2 separate regions of the Homo sapiens genome follow, and region 2 is linked to region 1. Evidence: read pairs that join two places in POLR2A ChIA-PET (ENCODE). Cell type or tissue: PC-9. All regions are shown on one strand. Links, peaks and the distances in the headings refer to the core of each region. The heading gives the core; the rest is flanking DNA. Region 1 overlaps SIL1 (SIL1 nucleotide exchange factor). Region 2 overlaps SIL1 (SIL1 nucleotide exchange factor).

The links. Peaks named below come from ENCODE experiments on the same cell type or tissue, not always from the same donor. Only the 100,000 strongest peaks of a DNase experiment are listed, where the experiment ranks them.
Region 2: POLR2A ChIA-PET joins it to region 1 with 12 read pairs; 3 of 35 experiments call an interaction of 5 or more read pairs at or near these places.

The regions. Positions count from the first base shown.
Region 1 is chr5:139,190,765-139,197,661 of GRCh38, forward strand. All of the region lies in intron 1 of SIL1 (SIL1 nucleotide exchange factor), which reads right to left. Among named protein-coding and RNA genes, the nearest start is that of SIL1, 4.2 kb to the right of the region's middle. In PC-9, for the core only: no CTCF peak of the experiment used is centred there; no DNase peak of the experiment used is centred there.
Region 2 is chr5:138,980,496-138,990,626 of GRCh38, forward strand. All of the region lies in intron 7 of SIL1 (SIL1 nucleotide exchange factor), which reads right to left. Among named protein-coding and RNA genes, the nearest start is that of LRRTM2, 110 kb to the left of the region's middle. In PC-9, for the core only: no CTCF peak of the experiment used is centred there; a DNase peak (open chromatin) is centred at 4,966; H3K27ac peaks cover 706 bases.

The DNA of each region.
Region 1 (6,897 bases), core at 726-3,225:
CAAACAGCCAGCCCTGATGTTTGCAAGGAAATAAAGATCTCTATAATATCTTCCAGCCCAAAACACAATCATTTTAGACTTTAGCAGCTGGGTCCAAGGATGGAGACTTAACTTCAAGAATACAGTCAAACCCAACTCCCCATGAGTATGAGATGGGGTGTGGGGAAAAACAAGAAGCAACCTTAGGCCAGAGACAGTGGCTCACACCTGTAATCCCAGCACTTTGGGAGACCGGGGTGAGCAGATTACCTGATGTCAGGAGTTCAAGACCAGCCTGGCCAACATGGTAAAACCCCATCTCTACTGCAAATACAAAAATTAGCCGGCCATGGTGGCAAGCACCTGTAATCCCAGCTGCTTAGGAGGCTGAGGCACAAGAATCACTTGAACCTGGGAGGCAGAGGTTGCAGTGAGCCAAGATCACACTCACACCTGGGTGACAGTGAGACTCTGTCTCAAAAAAAAAAAAAAAAAAAAAAAAGCATCCTTAAATACTTACTTACAACTTACTTATGAGCTGGCCCCTTAAGCTTCCAATACACACTATCCACAGCACTCAAAGCATGGCCAATCAATGTTGTCTGTATCGATTGTCCTACTTTATGTTATTCCACTGGGCTGAAGCCTGCTAGTTTTCTAGTTTGGTCAGATGGCTGCTTTCCCCTTGGGAGCCTCACAAAAATGAGACTATCCCCAGAGGTAAAGAAATGTCCATTTAAAAGCCCACTGGTATAGCTGGGCATGGTGGCTCACACTTGTAATCCCAGTGCTCTAGAAGGCCAAGGTAGGGCATCACTTGAGGCCAGGAATTTAAGATCAGCCTGGGCAATGTTGCAAGCAAGACCCTGTCTCTTTAAAAAAAAAAAAAAAAATTAAATTAGCCAGGCATGGTGGTGCACACCCATGGTCCTAGCTACTTGGGAGGCTGAGGTGGGAGGATCACTTGAGCCCAGGAGTTGGAGGTTGCAATGAGCTATGATCACACCACTATACTCCAGCGTGGGCAACAGAGTGAGACCCTCTTAAAAAGGGCCAGGCACAGTGGCTCACGCCTGTAATCCCAGCACTTTGGAAGGCCGAGGCCGGCAGATCTCGAGGCCAGGAGTTTGAGACCAGCCTGGCCAATATGGTGAAATCCCATCTCTACTAAAAATACAAAAATTAGCCAGGCGTGGTGGCAGGCGCCTGTAGTCCCAGCTACTCGGAAGGCTGAGGCAGAAGAATCACTTGAACCTGGGAGGCAGAGGTTGCAGTGAGCCGAGATTGTGCCACTGCACTCCAGCCTGGGCAACAGAGCAAGATGCTGTCTCAAAAAAAAAAAAAAAAAAAAAAATCCACTGGCGAGTGAGGCATGGTGGTACATGCATGTAATCCCAGCTACTCAGGAGGTTGAGGTGGAAGGATTGCTTGATCCCAGGAGTTCAAGACTAGCCTGGGCAACATAGCAAGACCCCATCTCAAAAAAAAAAAAAAAAGTCCATTGGCATTAGCTTTCCTCACCAGAACTTTAGGATGTATCTCAGATTATTCTTCCAGTTTCTAGATCTCTTTCCCATCACAAGACTGAAGAAGCAAACTACTTGCAGAGATGGAAGTAGCCAGATGTGGAGATGAGTTCACTGACCACTTTGATGTTTTTCTGCCAGTGATGATAAGTGGTAACCAAAAGGGATGATCAAGAACTTCCTCAGTCACAACATAGCCTATGAGCAGACCTCAGAAACATACCCTTCCCCATTTCTCTGTAGATGTGAAATGTGAAATGTGACAAGGGCCAAACATCAGACTCTTCCCAAAGGTTCCGATGTCCAGTCTGGGGACACCTGGGCCAACACAGCAGCCCCAGCTGTGAAGATGGAAGGTCCAAGAGGCACCAGAGAAGCAGATGATAAATGGACCACCTCAAAATCCAAAGACTGGAAGAAAATTAAAACAATAAAGAATAAACTTGGCTGGGTGTGGTGGTTCACACTTAATAATCCCAGTACTTTGGGAGACCGAGGCAGGAGAAATGCTTGAGCCCAGAAGTTCAAGACCAGCCTGAGCAACACAGTGAGACTGTCTCTACCAAAAAAAAAAAAAATTAGCCAGATGTGGTGGCACATGCCTGTAGTACCAGCTACTCAGGAGGCTGAGGCAGGAGAATCACTTGAACCCAGGAGGCAGAGGTTGCAGTGAGCCAAGATCACGCCATTGCACTCCAGCCTGGGCAACAAGAGCGAAACTCAGTCTCAAAAAAAAAAAAAAAAAAAAAAAAAAAACAGGAAAGGAAACGAAAAAGCTTGTGGTACTAGCTGTTTCTTCTGGATAAAAAACTGGCCTTGATGACTACATTAAAGAAAGAATATCAGATAAGACCATGCATTCTCAGTGAGTGCAGTAACAGCCCAGAAGGGGTGAAAATTGATTCTTGGGGGAAAAAAAGTTAGATATTACAATGGTTTGTGGCCATCCAAAGGGCCACAATACAAAAACAGATACACAGTACATCTGTGGTATTAAAATTCCATTGGGGGTAGCTGGGCACGATGGCTCATGCCTGTAATCCCAGCACTTTGGGAGACTGAGGTGGGCAGATCACTTAAGGCCAGGAGTTCAAGACCAGCCTGGCCAACATGGCAAAACACAAAAACTACTACTAAATAACACAAAAATTAGTTGGGCATGGTGGTGGGCGCCTATAATCCCAGTTACTCAGGAGGCTGAAGCACAAGAATCACTTGAACCCAGGAGGCAGAGGCCACAGTGAGCAGAGATCACACCACTGCACTCCAGCCTGGGCGACAGAGTGAGACTCCCTCTCAAAAAAACATTCCACTGGGGAGTAGACAATTAAGGGAAAAAAAGTCTCAAAATATGATAATGAACAAAAGGTTGAAAAATAATTAGATGAACCCAAAGGGTTGAGTCTTAGATGAACCCTAAGGGCACAGTGTTCATTAACTTGTATAATGGTCATGGGTAGGGTAACTAACTTGTCCTGGTTTGCCCCGGACTTTCCTGCTTTTGGCACTAAAAGTCCCACATACGGATATCCCTCTGTCCTGGGAAAACTGGCATGGTGGTCCACTCTTCTCAAGAGAGAGATCAATGAAGGCATTCCCATTTCACAAATGAGGTGACACCAAGAAACACAGTGGTTGTCACGGATTCACAGCACTTTAGCAGCATTCCTGAGGCAAGGCTGGCTCTTTCCATTTGTCTAGTCCTATGCTCACAACTCTCTGCCCCTGATTTCCACTTTGGCAGAGAATGTTACTCATGAATTGATTATGCCACTTCCTTCTCAATACCAAAGCCAAGGGCAGTATTAGGAGGATGAAGGCAAACATGGCCAGCCAGCATAATCACAGCCATGTCTTACAGCTGCCTGGTGGAACCTGAAGGAACTACAAGTCTGGGCTGAATATAGTTTTGTTGCTACTGGATTCTGGGTACAAATTTGCAAAAGTAAGAATGCCAGGTGTAAACTCCTCACAAGCTAGGAAAATTCCTAGCTTGAGGTTCTCCACATGTGTCTGAGCAGCCCGAATCTTTTACAAGGTTTTTGTCCCAAAGATGAACTCAGTTATTGCTTATGCTAGGAATCAGGGGTTACCCAAGGCCTCACTCTGAATGGCAACAGGCTATTCTCCTACTCCCCTACTCAGCAGTGAAATCCTTGGTGAAAGTAAAGGAAGAAAAGAAAAGGGCATGCTATTCCGTCTTTAGTCTACGTATAATTAAAATACAAGACTCTCTGCTGTAGAAGACTAAGGTTTGCAGTTTAAGGCCGACTCAGAAAAGGATAAAGTATTCATCCTTGCTCAGAAAGAGAGAAGATTAGCTCCACAGGATGGGTCTCCAAATTGACACCAAATCCAGGAGTTAGAGATGGCTGTGCTACAGAGCGTGATCCAAGCACCATCTGGAGCCCCCAGAAAAAAATCCCTAGGAATAGCGACTAAGGGACTAGCATTGTAAGAGAGTTCAGATTAGCTCTCCTGAAAAGAGGCTTACTACAAGAGACTGGCAGACAGCCTCTGCAGCAAAACTTCACTTAGGAAAGGACAGAAAATGAATGAAGAAAGACAGGGGGAGGCTGAGCAGGTCAGAGTATGAATCCACAAGTATGTGAAAAAGAGAATCCACCTATTTCGAAAAAGGTACAACTTCCTTTCAGAGCCTTTTTTTTTTTTTTTGAGACAGAATCTCTCGCTCTATCACCCAGGCTGGAGTGCAATGGCACAATGATCTCGGCTCATTGCAACCTCCGCCTCCCGAGTTCAAGTGATTCTCCTGCCTCAGCCTCCCGAGTAGCTGGGATTACAGGCATGCGCCACCACGCCCGGCTAATTTTGCATTTTTAGTAGAGACGGGGTTTCTCCATGTTGGTCAGGCTGGTCTTGAACTCCCGACCTCAGGTGATCCACCCACCTCAGCCTCCCAAAGTGCTGGGATTACAGGTGTGAGCCACCGCACCCGGCCAGAGACTCTCATGTTCTTTTGAATATTCTCATTAACGGCAAATCTTCATTCTTTGAGGGTGAAAACATTTATTGCATTCCTATGTCCCAAGAGCTTTCATGTGTAATACGTCATTTAACCACCCTTCAAAGTAAATATTATTCCCAGTTTTTTTTGTTTTGTTTTGTTTTGTTTTGAGACGGAGTCTCGCTCTGTCGCCCAGGCTGGAGTGAATGGCGTGATCTCCGCTCACTGCAAGCTCCGCTTCCCAGGTTCACGCCATTCTCCTGCCTCAGCCTCCTGAGTAGCTGGGACTACAGGCACCCACCACCTCGCCCGGGTAATTTTTTGTATTTTTAGTAGAGACGGGGTTTCACCGTGTTAGCCAGGATGGTCTCGATCTCCTGACCTCGTGATCCGCCCACCTTGGCCTCCCAAAGTGCTGGGATTACAGGCGTGAGCCACCATGCCCGGCCCTATTCCCACTGTTATGTAGTGGTACATTGAGCCCCAGAGGTGAAGTAACTTATCCAAGGTTATGTGGCTAATAAGTGGTAGACTCAGAATTAAAACTCATGTTCACCACCCTCCAAAAATCTGTTATTTCCACTTCAAAAGAACTGTTAACTCATCTGAAGACAAGGCAGGTGACAAGGTTGCTTACCCATGCCATTCGGGGTTAAATATATATAGGCTGTGTGCAGTGGCTCACGCCTGTAATCTCAACATTTTAGGAGGCCAAGACAGAAGAATCGCTTGAGGCCAGGAATTCAAAAACAGCCTGGGCAACACAGCGAGACCCTGTCTCTACAAAAATTAAAATTACAAAATTAGCTGGGCCTGGTGGTGCGCCCCTGTAGTCCCAACTACTCAGGAGGCTTTAGTGAGAGTATTACTTAAGCCCAGGAGTTCAAGGTTGCAGTGAGCTATGATTATGCCACTGCACTCCGGCCTGAACCACAGTGTGAGACCCCATCTGAAAAATAATAATAATAATAATACAGTATGGTTTAATATATTAAAGAAACTGATCTCTCGCATGGTTCAAAAAGGTCTCTGAAAACAATTCCAGAGGTGGATTTTCAAAACTGCCTTGGACAACAGCCAAATCACTTAGGCACGCCATCCTCAACTCCCACCACCTACACCTGCACACATCACTCTAAAGGAGAACATTCATTGGTGGATCAAGTTCCCACATGTCAGTTATTTTAAAATCCATTTTGTTACCTTTCAGTTTCACTTAATTAGCCTCTTCTCCTGCCAATGAAACACACCAGGGCTCACAGTTGGCCTCAGTAGAGAAGTAATAGCTGGCCTTCAGAAAACAGCAGGGAAGGGGAAGTAAGTGGGAATCAAAGTACTAGGCAACTTTTCATTCCTGGACTGCCGCATCCCTACTAACATTTCCATCACCTGTAAAATGGGAGCAGAACGTCTCTTCTATTGCCAATTTCATTAAAACAGCACATGTATTCATGAGCAGATTAAATTCACTAAACAAATGAAAGAAAGGGGAAATAAATGTGGTGTGGTAACACCATCTTAAAAACCCGAGAGCCATGTTCTCAAAACCACAGACCAAGTTCTGACCCATGTTATACAAATATCAATCCCAATATCGTTACACTCTGGCTCCCATCAAAATCCTACCCAATCCCCAAATCTGGCTATACTTTTATCAGAAAAGAAAAAAACTTGGGTGGGGTGAGAGCAGAAAAGACACACACACACAACAAAATATCTTTCACAATGTCAAAAAAAAACCTGTTTATATGCCAGGCGAGGTGGCTCATGCCTGTAATCCCAGCACTTTGGGAGGCCGAGGTAGACAGATCACCTGAGGTCAGGAGTTCGAGACCAGCCTGATCAACATGGAGAAACCCTGTCTCTATTAAAAATAGAAAATTAGCCGGGCACGATGGCGCATGCCTGTAATCCCTGCTAATCGGGAAGGTGAGGCAGGAGAATCGCTTGAACCTGGGAGGCGGAGGTTGCTGTGAGTCGAGATGGCACCATTGCACTCCAGCCTGAGAAACAAGAGCGAAACTCCGCCTCAAAAAAAAAAAAAAAAAAAAAAAACTGTTTATAAACACATCACTTTCTTCTCTTAGCAAATATGTAAGTTTCATTCTCCTCCTGTCTACTTAGTTTGGGTTAACTTAACCCCCGCCCCATCTCTCAGATCATGTTTTTATTTAGGTTTATTGAGGTGGGAAAGCCAACTGAACTTTAAACGAAGCCAGGCATTTAAGAATATTAGAAAACTGATCTTACATATATAGGTAGTCAAATATTTTTAAAAGACATCAAATGGCATTCTAATTCCTCCGGTGCAAAGAAAGCCCCAGCCTCACACGTGTTAGCATTTCCTGATTCCTGGCTTTTCCCACTCAGAGCCCCATTCCAGGGGCTCATATGTCAAGTCATTCTCTCCTGACTTCTGAAGCA
Region 2 (10,131 bases), core at 3,859-6,358, 210 kb before region 1:
CAGTTGCAGCATCAAGAAAGGTATTCAAAGGCAAGGGCCCTTGCCCTTCCATCCCAGACTTCCACTGTGTCACTTTTCATGAGGGAAAGGAAGGAGGGCACAGTGAGTTTTAGAGGCACATGCATGCACACACACATATATGGAGTTGCCTCTGGGAATGTAAATAAATATTCATGAACAGCTCAGTGTATGAAAAGCAAGGACAGAGGATGAAAAATGGTGCCAATTAGAAAGAAAGGGTGGTATCTATTTTTAAAGTGGCTGAATAAACAGTAAAGGATTGCTTGCTAAAAATACTGTGCTTGACCCCCTCCCCAGTGGCAGAGTCCCTCTCCTGTGCTTGGTAACAACAGGCAAACTCTCCTCCCAGTGTGGCAGGTCTAATGCTGCCATGGCAGCCTCATGTTCTTATGAGAGGTTCACCCTGGGCCAGGTATGGTGGCTCTCGCCTGTAATCCCAGCACTTAGGGAGGCCGAGGCAGGCGGATCACTTGAGGTCAGGGGTTTGAGACTAGCCTGGCCAACATGGAGAAACCCCATTTCTATAAAAGATACAAAAATTTGCTGGCTCTGGTGGCGCATACTTGTAATCCCAGCTACTTGAGAGGCTGAGAGGCTGAGGCAGGAGAATCGCTTGAACCCAGGTGGCGGAGGTTGCAGCAAGCCAAGATCACGTCACTGCCCTCTAGCCTGGGCAACAGAGTGAGACTCTGTCTCCAAAAAAAAAAAAAAAAAAAAGTTTACCCTGGGTGCCTGTCTCCAGTAAGAAGGAGATTTCTTGTGAGAAGCATTCTGGGTCTCGGACCACAAGCTGATAATGGCACTCATGCCTCAGAGGTGACTCAGGTTCTCAACAGTCTCCAAAAGATCCCTTGGCAAGAGGGAGCAAGTGAATGCAGGACTCCACTGGAGAATCCAACTATGGAGGCATCAGAACCAATGTAACAAAAAAGGAGGGGAGAGTCCCCAAATTATCCTCCCCAGAGTCCAGATCATATGGGAGTATTTCATGAGAGTCATTTCATGGGACTAGTGGGGCACTGAAATCAAGTTTCTTATCCACTGCCCACTCCTGATACACATGCACCAGGATATTCCCCCCTGGGATTAGATCTGACTGATGGCACATGAAAATAAAGGCAAGGAGTGAAGCTCAGTATGATTCATGGACAGAGAAAACAACAGGAACCCAAATTGTATGTGGGCCAGTGATGGGCAGGGACTGGAGTTTCTGTTCTGTCCCAGATGCGCAAATCTCACCCAAGTCAGTCCTGTAGGAAAAGCACTTGCTCTCCCACGCTCACGCCTGCTCTCGCGTGCTCTCAATCTCTCTCTCTTTTTTTTTTCTCTCTCTCAGCATTTATCACCACTTGGCACCACACTGTGGTTAGAAGTCTGGCTTTGAAGTCACGCTGCCTGGGTTCATGTCTTGGCTCTGACACAGTCTAGCTGGGCGACACTAGGCAAGTACTTAACCTCCCCAAGCCTCAGTTTCTCCATGCATAAAATGGAAATAGTAATTGTCTTTACTCCATAACAGTACTTACTTGGCCAGATTCAATGAGAGCATGCAGTGACTCTCAGCTCGGTGCCTGACATGTTGTAGGTACTTTTTTCTAAATATTCTTCATGTCTTGGTCTAGACTCTAAACATTTTGAGGACAGTAACCATGCCAAATGCATCTTCCTATCCTCTAAGAGTGTAACAGAGTTGAAATTCAGTAAACTTTTGTCAAATGAGCTGGCTTCCCTGAGCATGTTTGCCATGGGCAACAAACCCAGCTGGCAAATGCATTTGTCCAGTTCACCGGCCCCATTTGTTCTCATCACCTCAAGATAAATCCTCCCAACCACCAGCAAGGTGTGCAGGGTGGGCAGCATCTGCCCCTCCCTCCATTAGGAAAAGGTGAGAATAAATTGGAAAACAAACAGCCACAGGCAGTATTTGCAGCTCCTCAGAGCGATGCCCTATCGATTTTTAAGTGTCACTGTTAATAACAACAACAACTGGCAGTGATACAACATTTTTCTTCCAAAACAATCAGAGCATTTTATAGAGACAATTTCATCTATCTCTCCATGGCTCCAGCAGGAGCAGGAGAATATTCCCCACTTCAAGTAAAGGGCAGGAGAGGCCAAGGGGTTTGGCCAAGGTCACTGTACAAGTCAGTGGGATGCCGGTGCTCCTGGTCTCTGCGGCCCTCTGCATCCCTGGATGGCATCTCCCTAGGACAGAACTTCCCTAGCATAGTTCTTTTCAGATGTTTAGCAAAGTTAACCTTTTAACAAAACACCCATGGGTGGAGGGTGGCATCAAGCACTATTCCAAAAAGCATCCTCTTGGCGGGAAGCCCTTAGACATGACCACTCCTTGGCTTAGTCTTCCTCTTCCTGTGTGCCATCAAGAATCACACCTACCAGTTGGGCGTGGTGGCTCATGCCTGTAATCCCAGCACTTTGGGAGGCTGAGGCAGGCAGATCACCTAAGGTTAGGAGTTCGAGGCCAGCCTGGGCAACATGGTGAAACACCATCTCTGCTAAAAATACAAAAATTAGCCAGGCATGGCGGCTTGCACCTATTAGTCCCAGCAACTCAGGGGGGCTGAGGCACGAGAATCACTTGAACCCAGAAGGCAGAGGGTGCAGTGAGCCAAGATCATGCCACTGCACTCCATTCTGGGTGACAGAGTGAGACACTGTCTCAAAAAAAAAAAAAAAAAAAAAAAAAAAAGGCCGGGCGCGGTGGCTCACACCTGTCATCCCAGCACTTTGGGAGGCCGAGGAGGGCGGATCACGAGGTCAGGAGATTGAGACCATCCTGGCTAACATGGTGAAAGCCTTTCTCTACTATAAGTACAAAAAATTAGCCAGGCGTGGTGGCAGATGCCTGTAGTCCCAGGTACTCGGGAGGCTGAGGCAGGAGAATGGCGTGAACCCGGGCGGAGGAGCTTGCAGTGAGCCGAGATCGCGCCACTGCACTCCAGCCTGGGCGACAGAGCGAGATTTTGTCTCGAAAAAAAAAAAAGAAAAAAGAAATCAATCACACCCACCTAGTAGTCCAGAGGCTGGAGTGCCACACAAAGGGAGGCAGAGAAAGGACAGGTCCAATCTTACCCATGCGACACACAGATGTGTGTCCAAGGAGATTCCCGTCCAACCACCCACTCTACCCTGCCCGGACTCCCACGCTCCACCCCTCCCCAACACAGAACTCTACTCCCAAGAGTGACGTCTGGCAGAAACTATGAACATGAATGACAGTGATGCCCAAGCAGACAGACACAGTCTCTGTGAGACACATGCCAAGTGAGCATCCCTCCTCCCAGAGATGGACCCTAACCACCACTAGACAAGAGCTTCCTCTGCTGGAAACAGCTCATCCAGCCATCTCCATGATACATACCCTGCCCACAGCTCTGGGCATCAGGCAGATAGGTGGGACAGGAGGCCACAAGTAGTGTGTGTCATCCTGAAGGCTAAAATCAAAGCTTCCTGTCACACTGGGCTATGTCGGGGGATTAGCAAAGGTAGCTAATCCTGGTGCAGAGGATAGGTTCCAATCAAGATCTGAAAAATCAAAGGCTGAGGAAGGCACTGAATAAGATCTCCTGCACCTTATATAACCAGCAGGCTCAAGTGTCTGGTCTGTCCTCTTGTCACTGAATAGAGCAGCTGTGCTTGCAGGACTTCAGGAGAAACAGCACTCAAGGCAGATGAGAGATAATATCCAGGCTCAAGTACAAAAGAGGAATGAACTCCTTAGAACCTGGATGCCAAGGATTACTTAGTCTCAGGCAGGACTGATACTATCCCACCAACCCTCCCTCTCTTACGGTGTTTTTTTTTTTGTTTGCTTTTGTTTTTTTTTTTTTGAGACAGAGTCTCACTCTGGAGACTCTGTCACCCAGGCTGGAGTGCAGTGGGGTGATCTTGGCTCACTGCAACCTGTGCCTCCTAGGTTCAAGCGATTCTCCTGCCTCAGCCTCCCAAACAGCTGGGACTACAGGCATGTGCCACCATGCCTGGCTAATTTTTGTATTTTTAGTAGAGATTGGGTTTTGCCCTGTTGGCCAGGCTGGTCTCAAACTCCTGACCTCAGGTGATCCACCCACCTTAGCCTCCCAAAGTGCTAGGATTACAGGCATGAGCCACTGCACCCAGCCTCTTATGCATTCTTGAGGCCTGTGAGCTCTAGAGAATCAGGCATAGCCTCCCAAGTGGGATTACCAACCCCTACCATCCCCTTATACCCAGACAAAAGCAGGAAGGAAAATCTGACCACTTCTTGCTCTTGAGGGCCCAAGCTAGGGTGTGGGCAAAGGGTCCAGCTGAGTCTAAGCTGGAAAGCAGGGCGATGCCTCTGATAAGAACAAAGGCTGTATCAGACACAGGGGATGAGATGCTTCTCAGGCGCTATTCTTCACAAAGGGGACACCAGCAAAATAGGCAAATTAAACTCATTTGTGCCTGGCACAACGGCAGCAGTGGAAGCTACAGCCAGAGCAGCTAGAGGGGCCGAGGTAATGGCAGGACATGGCAGTGGGCACATGGGGAGAAGAGAAGCAGGGCTCAGCTCTTATCTCTATAGCATCCTAAGGGTGTGGCATGGGCCCTGGTTCACCAGCTCTGATGTGGGACCAAGAAACCTCACCTCCATCCCTTGGGGATATTTTAAGTATGTTCAATTTTGAGAGTGCCAGAGTTAAGAAATGCTGTCAGGGGAGTTGTTTTTGTGTGTTTTTGGTCTCCTTCTGAGATGGCTTTGCTGTACTTGTTTCCATCTAGGGATGAGTGAGATCCCTTATGGTTCCCTTTGACCTGCCTGATTAGCGATTCCACAGGAAAACACCTCCCATGACAAAATGAAAGTAGACTTCAAGCCACCTTCCTTCAGGCTGACTCCTGTGTAAATGAGCTGCCTGCAGCCTGACTCACGGCAGCTCAAAATGGAAAAATGAAGAGAAACAAACCAGTGTAGTTCAAAGGTAAGGGTGAGACTTGCCTATCACGTGAAGCTTCTATGGGCCTAACCCAGCACGCTGCCAGGGACTTGGCATGGGTATACAATTCAGGAAGGAAGGAACTCAGGGCACACTTCTCAAGCCAGAAAGAACCTCATATCTAGTGCTCTTGTTTTCACAGAGACTTAAAGTCTCACAGAAGTAAAATGATGGCTTAAAAGTCAGTTCTCTGACTGTCGACCCAAGACTGTATCCCATGTGTCCAGACTCCTGAGTTCAGGACTAGGTCAGAGTCACACTGAGTCAGGGGCCCCTGTACATATTTGCATCACCTCCCACCCCATGGCCATGGCTAGAGATAAGTGGTGGCAGAGCTGTGGGCGGGAACGTGGACTTCCTCCCTCAGCGACTGGCCAGTGAAGTAGAGCCCGCTGATGAAGGCAAACCCTGCAATCTCCAGCTCCACAGATGATGTTCTGTACTAACAGGCTCCCTGGCAAGGCAGCAGGGCACCCATCATCCTAATGGACTTTGTGATTAACATGGCTAGTCCACCTACAGCGCCAGGCCCTCTCCCTTCCCTCCCTCTGGATTGCAGGGTCCCCACAGGCAGCAGCTACCCCAGGTGTCTGTTTGATCCAAACATTAAAAAAGCGTCCATTCACTATAGCAAAGAGGCAGTTATTTCAAACCTATACATTATGCATCCCTGCTGGAAAGAAAAAAGAGCAAAATTAAATTAAAATTCTCTCTGGAAGATTTCTGCCCAGAAAGACAGAAAAGCACTCTGGAGTTGTACCTAGTTCCCAACTCCAAGCAGCTCTCTGCTGCCCTTCCCCTGCTTCCCCTCCTGGCTGGACAGCTCCAGATGTGTCTCTGAGTTTCAATGATTCACTCTAATGATAATGCACCCTCTGAACAAATCACGGACTCTGATTGATTTAGGACGCAACTTGCACAAATACCTGTAATCTAGTTCTAATCTTGTTTGTTTCCATTCCAATTATCCTGCATCAATGGTTTAAAAATGGGAACCGTCTGGTGCATACATCCAATCCATTTTAATAGAGGATAAATCTGGGTTATTGTGACCCTTTCCTCTCCCAGGCGCAGGACAACACCAGCCCTCTCAAGGCACTGATTGGGCAGAATCAGCTCTAACTCTATTCAACTCTTCAAGGATTCAATTAATCATAAAGCCAATTCCATTCTAGGCTCCATCTGTCTTGCCTCCTTCGGGGACTAATAATCACTCACTGTGTGTTTTTACACACTAGTTGAACTGAAATTAAGACTGATTTCATCATGGAACACTCAAAAAGAAAATACATTTCTTGAAGAAAAATTTCAGAGCTACTTTAAAGTTCTGTTCAGATAAAGATATTTGTAAATATAAACAAAAACAATTTTAACTTCAAACTTCTTGACATTGTAAAATAATTCCTGCCCCCAAATCCTTGGAAAAGGGCAGCTTCTCAGGAGAATCAGAAACTCCTGAGATTGGATCAGACAACAGAAAGACTCAATTTGTCCTTGGGCACAACATAGGTACCTAAAACATGGGAGGGGAAAAAAAATTGGGTCAATTTGATATTTGATGCACTATTTTGTTTTATTTATGATAGATTATTTTATTTTATTTTATTTTATTTTATTTTATTTTATTTTATTTTATTTATTTTGAGACAGGGCCTGGCTCTGTCACCCAGGCTGGAGTGCAGTGGCATGATCACAGCTCACTGTAATCTCCTTAAGTGATCCTCCCACCTCAGCCTCCCAAGTAGCTGGGACTACAGGCACACACCACCACTCTTGGTTGCTTTTTGTATCTTTTTTGGTACAGATGGGGTTTCACCATGTTGGCCAGGCTGGTCTCAAACTCCTGGCCTCAATTGATCTACCCACTCGGCCTCCCACAGTGCTGGGATTGCATTATTAAAAAAAAAATCTAACTAGTCATCCATTCTGGGACCAGAGGACTTAACCTAAAATTTAGAATTATTTTTATTTTGCATTACCTATTCATGAAGGCAGGGAGGTCAGGGAAGATAGGGCACCATATTCTTTTCAATGTGTAGGACCTCTAGAAGTTTTCAGCTGGCCCTGAGGAGTCTAAACCCTCACACTCCTCTAAAGGGCATGATATATGGCTTTTGTATTCCTGCATAGCCTGGCTCTCATAGAAGCATTAAAGTGACTGCCCTGGCAAACACTCTAAATGGAGCCCTCTTACTACACCCATCTCATCCCCTACCCTGAGGATAATCTCTTTACCAGGAGCATGACCATGGAAAGGGCCACGGCCCAACCAGCTGGCCACCTGGATCTAGAAGCAAGCCTAACTTGTCAGCAGGTTTCAACAGAGAAAATGAAAATAGTTGAGCTTTTTATTTTTTGAGACAAGAGTTTTGCTCTTGTCACCCAGGCTAGAGTGCAATGGCGTGATCTCGGCTCAATGCAACATCCATCTCCCGGGTTCAAGCAATTCTGCCTCTGCCTCCCAAGTAGCTGGGATTACAGGCATGCGCCACCATGCCCAGCTAATTTTGTATTTTTAGTAGAGACAGGGTTTCACCATGTTGGCCAGCCTGGTCTCAAACTCCTGACCTCAGGTGATCTGCCCACCTCAGCCTCCCAAAGTGTTGGGATTATAGATGTGAGACACTGCGCCTGGCCAAGTTTTTTACTTTTTACTTTTTACAATTGTAAAGACAAAGCATTTGGGCCTCTCCAGAGTCCAAAGCTCCTGGTGGCCATTGTACGCCTAGCACAGACCCGTACACCTGGTTCTTACAGAACAGTCCCAGCACAATGGAGGGAACATGCTGCAGCCAAGGAGACACAGCATGTGGCTTCTTTATTGCCTTAACAGATTTTAAACTAAAATTTTGAATTACACAGATTCCCAATCAGAACTAATGACATAGGCATTCCAAACTTAACATCAAAGATGTTTTGTGAGTCATATTGGCTCTAAAAAACCATCAGTAATCACTTCTTAGACACAACAATCAAATACCTCCTTCGTTTAAACAATAAATTTTGCCTACTAATAAGTCTAATTAATTGAAGCACTGTCATTTTTAAACGTAGGTCAATGTAAGCATTTTCCCAAAAGTTTCCACCTGAGTCATTCTACAACTATTGAAAGCAAAGAAACTATCTCCTAAGAAGCTCTTTATGGACTGATAAAGAATGATATTCAAGATACAGTGCTACCAGCCTGACCAACCCAGTGAAACCCCATCTCTACAAAAAATTTTTAAATTGGCCAGGCATGGTGGTACGTACCTGTGGTCCCAGCTACTTGGGAGGCTGAGGCAGGAGGATCGCTTGAGCCCAGGAGGTTGAAGCTGCACTAAGCTATGATTGCACCCCTGCACTCTAGCTTGGGTGAGAGCGAGACCGTATCTCTACCAAATAAGCAAACAAAATACTTATATAGTTAAACAGAAAAAGTAAATTACAGAATGATGAATCTACAGTAAACTGCCTTTCATGTAAAAACAATATATGGAAATATTTACTTTAACATGGAAAAATATCTCTAGAAGAAACTGACAACACTGGTTGCCTTGAGGCAGGGAAGCAGGGTAGCAAAGGGACACGGTGGAAGGACACAGTGGAGGATACTTTTCATATCCTCTGGTGCCGTTTGAATTTTGAGCCATGTGACTGTATTACCAAATCAGAGTTGAAAACATGAAGTTTAAGTAAGTCATCTCATAGACAGTAATCTGGACACTTACCAAAATACTACAGAGAAGTCAGACCATGTTCCACAGGGAAAACAAGAATCTTATATATCCCAGCCAGGCATGGTGGCTCACACCTGTAATCCCAGCACTTTGGGAGGCCAAGGCGGGCAGATCACTTGAGGCCAGGAGTTCTAGACCAGCCTGGCCAACACAGTGAAACCCCATCTCTACCAAAAATTACAGAAATTATCTTAGTCATATGGTTTGAATGAACCTCTGTGTACAGACTTCACGAACACCATCAAGATTAGCCATGGCAAGAGAAAAATGGGGCCCCCAGTGGTCACTACACATATCTGAGGGCAGATGGCAGCAGCACAGGAGGGAGGGAAGAAAGAGAGGAAGGAAGACAGGAAGGAAAGGAGAGAGATACGGAAGGAGGGAGGGGAAGAAGGCTGGAAACAAGGGCCGCACTCCTTTATGTAGGACACCTTTTGCCCTCTAAGGCATCATCTAGCTTGATAAGCCCCCAACAGTTTCTCTCCTTTGCAAAAGGGGAAACTGCAGCTCATTTAAGTCACAGTTCATAGTGAGTTACAGGGGTGGAGAGGGTGGCTTTACATGAACTTTGCAGGAACACATCACTTCTGATCCTAGGACTTCTCTAACTGCACGGGAAATGCCATCTGAAGGCCATGTCTTATCCTGAAAACTCAGAGTTTCTGACTCATCTTCTCATTCTGACTGCCAGCTGGCTCTGTGGTCTTGAACAAATCACTGCAGCAGAGGTACTGAGTGGGAACAGAGGCTCCTCCATTCAGCCACTGATCACTGTCCATGGCTCTTTGGGAAAGGCATGCGTGCGACAGGAATTTCACGTTAAGGGTCACAGGTAGGCACCAGGGCTTGCGTCTTCCTGCCCTCTCTTCCTGGACCGCCCAGCAAGTTTACTCCTGGTCCCATTTTTTTGCTTTGGCCTTTGCTTCTCTTTGAATCTTTGTATCCAACCCAATGTGAGCGTACACTTACCCAAGAGTTTTCCATCTAGACAATGAGGACTGTGGAAAGACACTTGCTCAGAGCAAAGGCACCAGTGTGACCACTATGAGGGAAGGTTGTCCTAGGATGCCCACAGAGATCCCAGTCTAATGCCAAACAGCAACTCTAACCAGGGCAGCCTTTAGTCTCAACTCCTTGCCATGAGAATCTAAATGACCAGATAACCGTAGAAGGTAACCTGGGGAGGACTGCTGGGAATTGGGCAGATGACTTTCATTCTATTTTCTAGATGCTTTCCAGCTGGCTTTTTATTTATTTTGAGACAGGGTTTCATTCTGCTGCCCAGGCTGGAGTCCAGTGGCGTTATCATGGCTCACTGCAGCCTCGACCTCCCAGGTTCAAGGGATCCTCCCACTTCAGTCTCCAACCATGCCTGGATAATTTTGTTGTTTTTGTTAGAGATGGGATCTCAC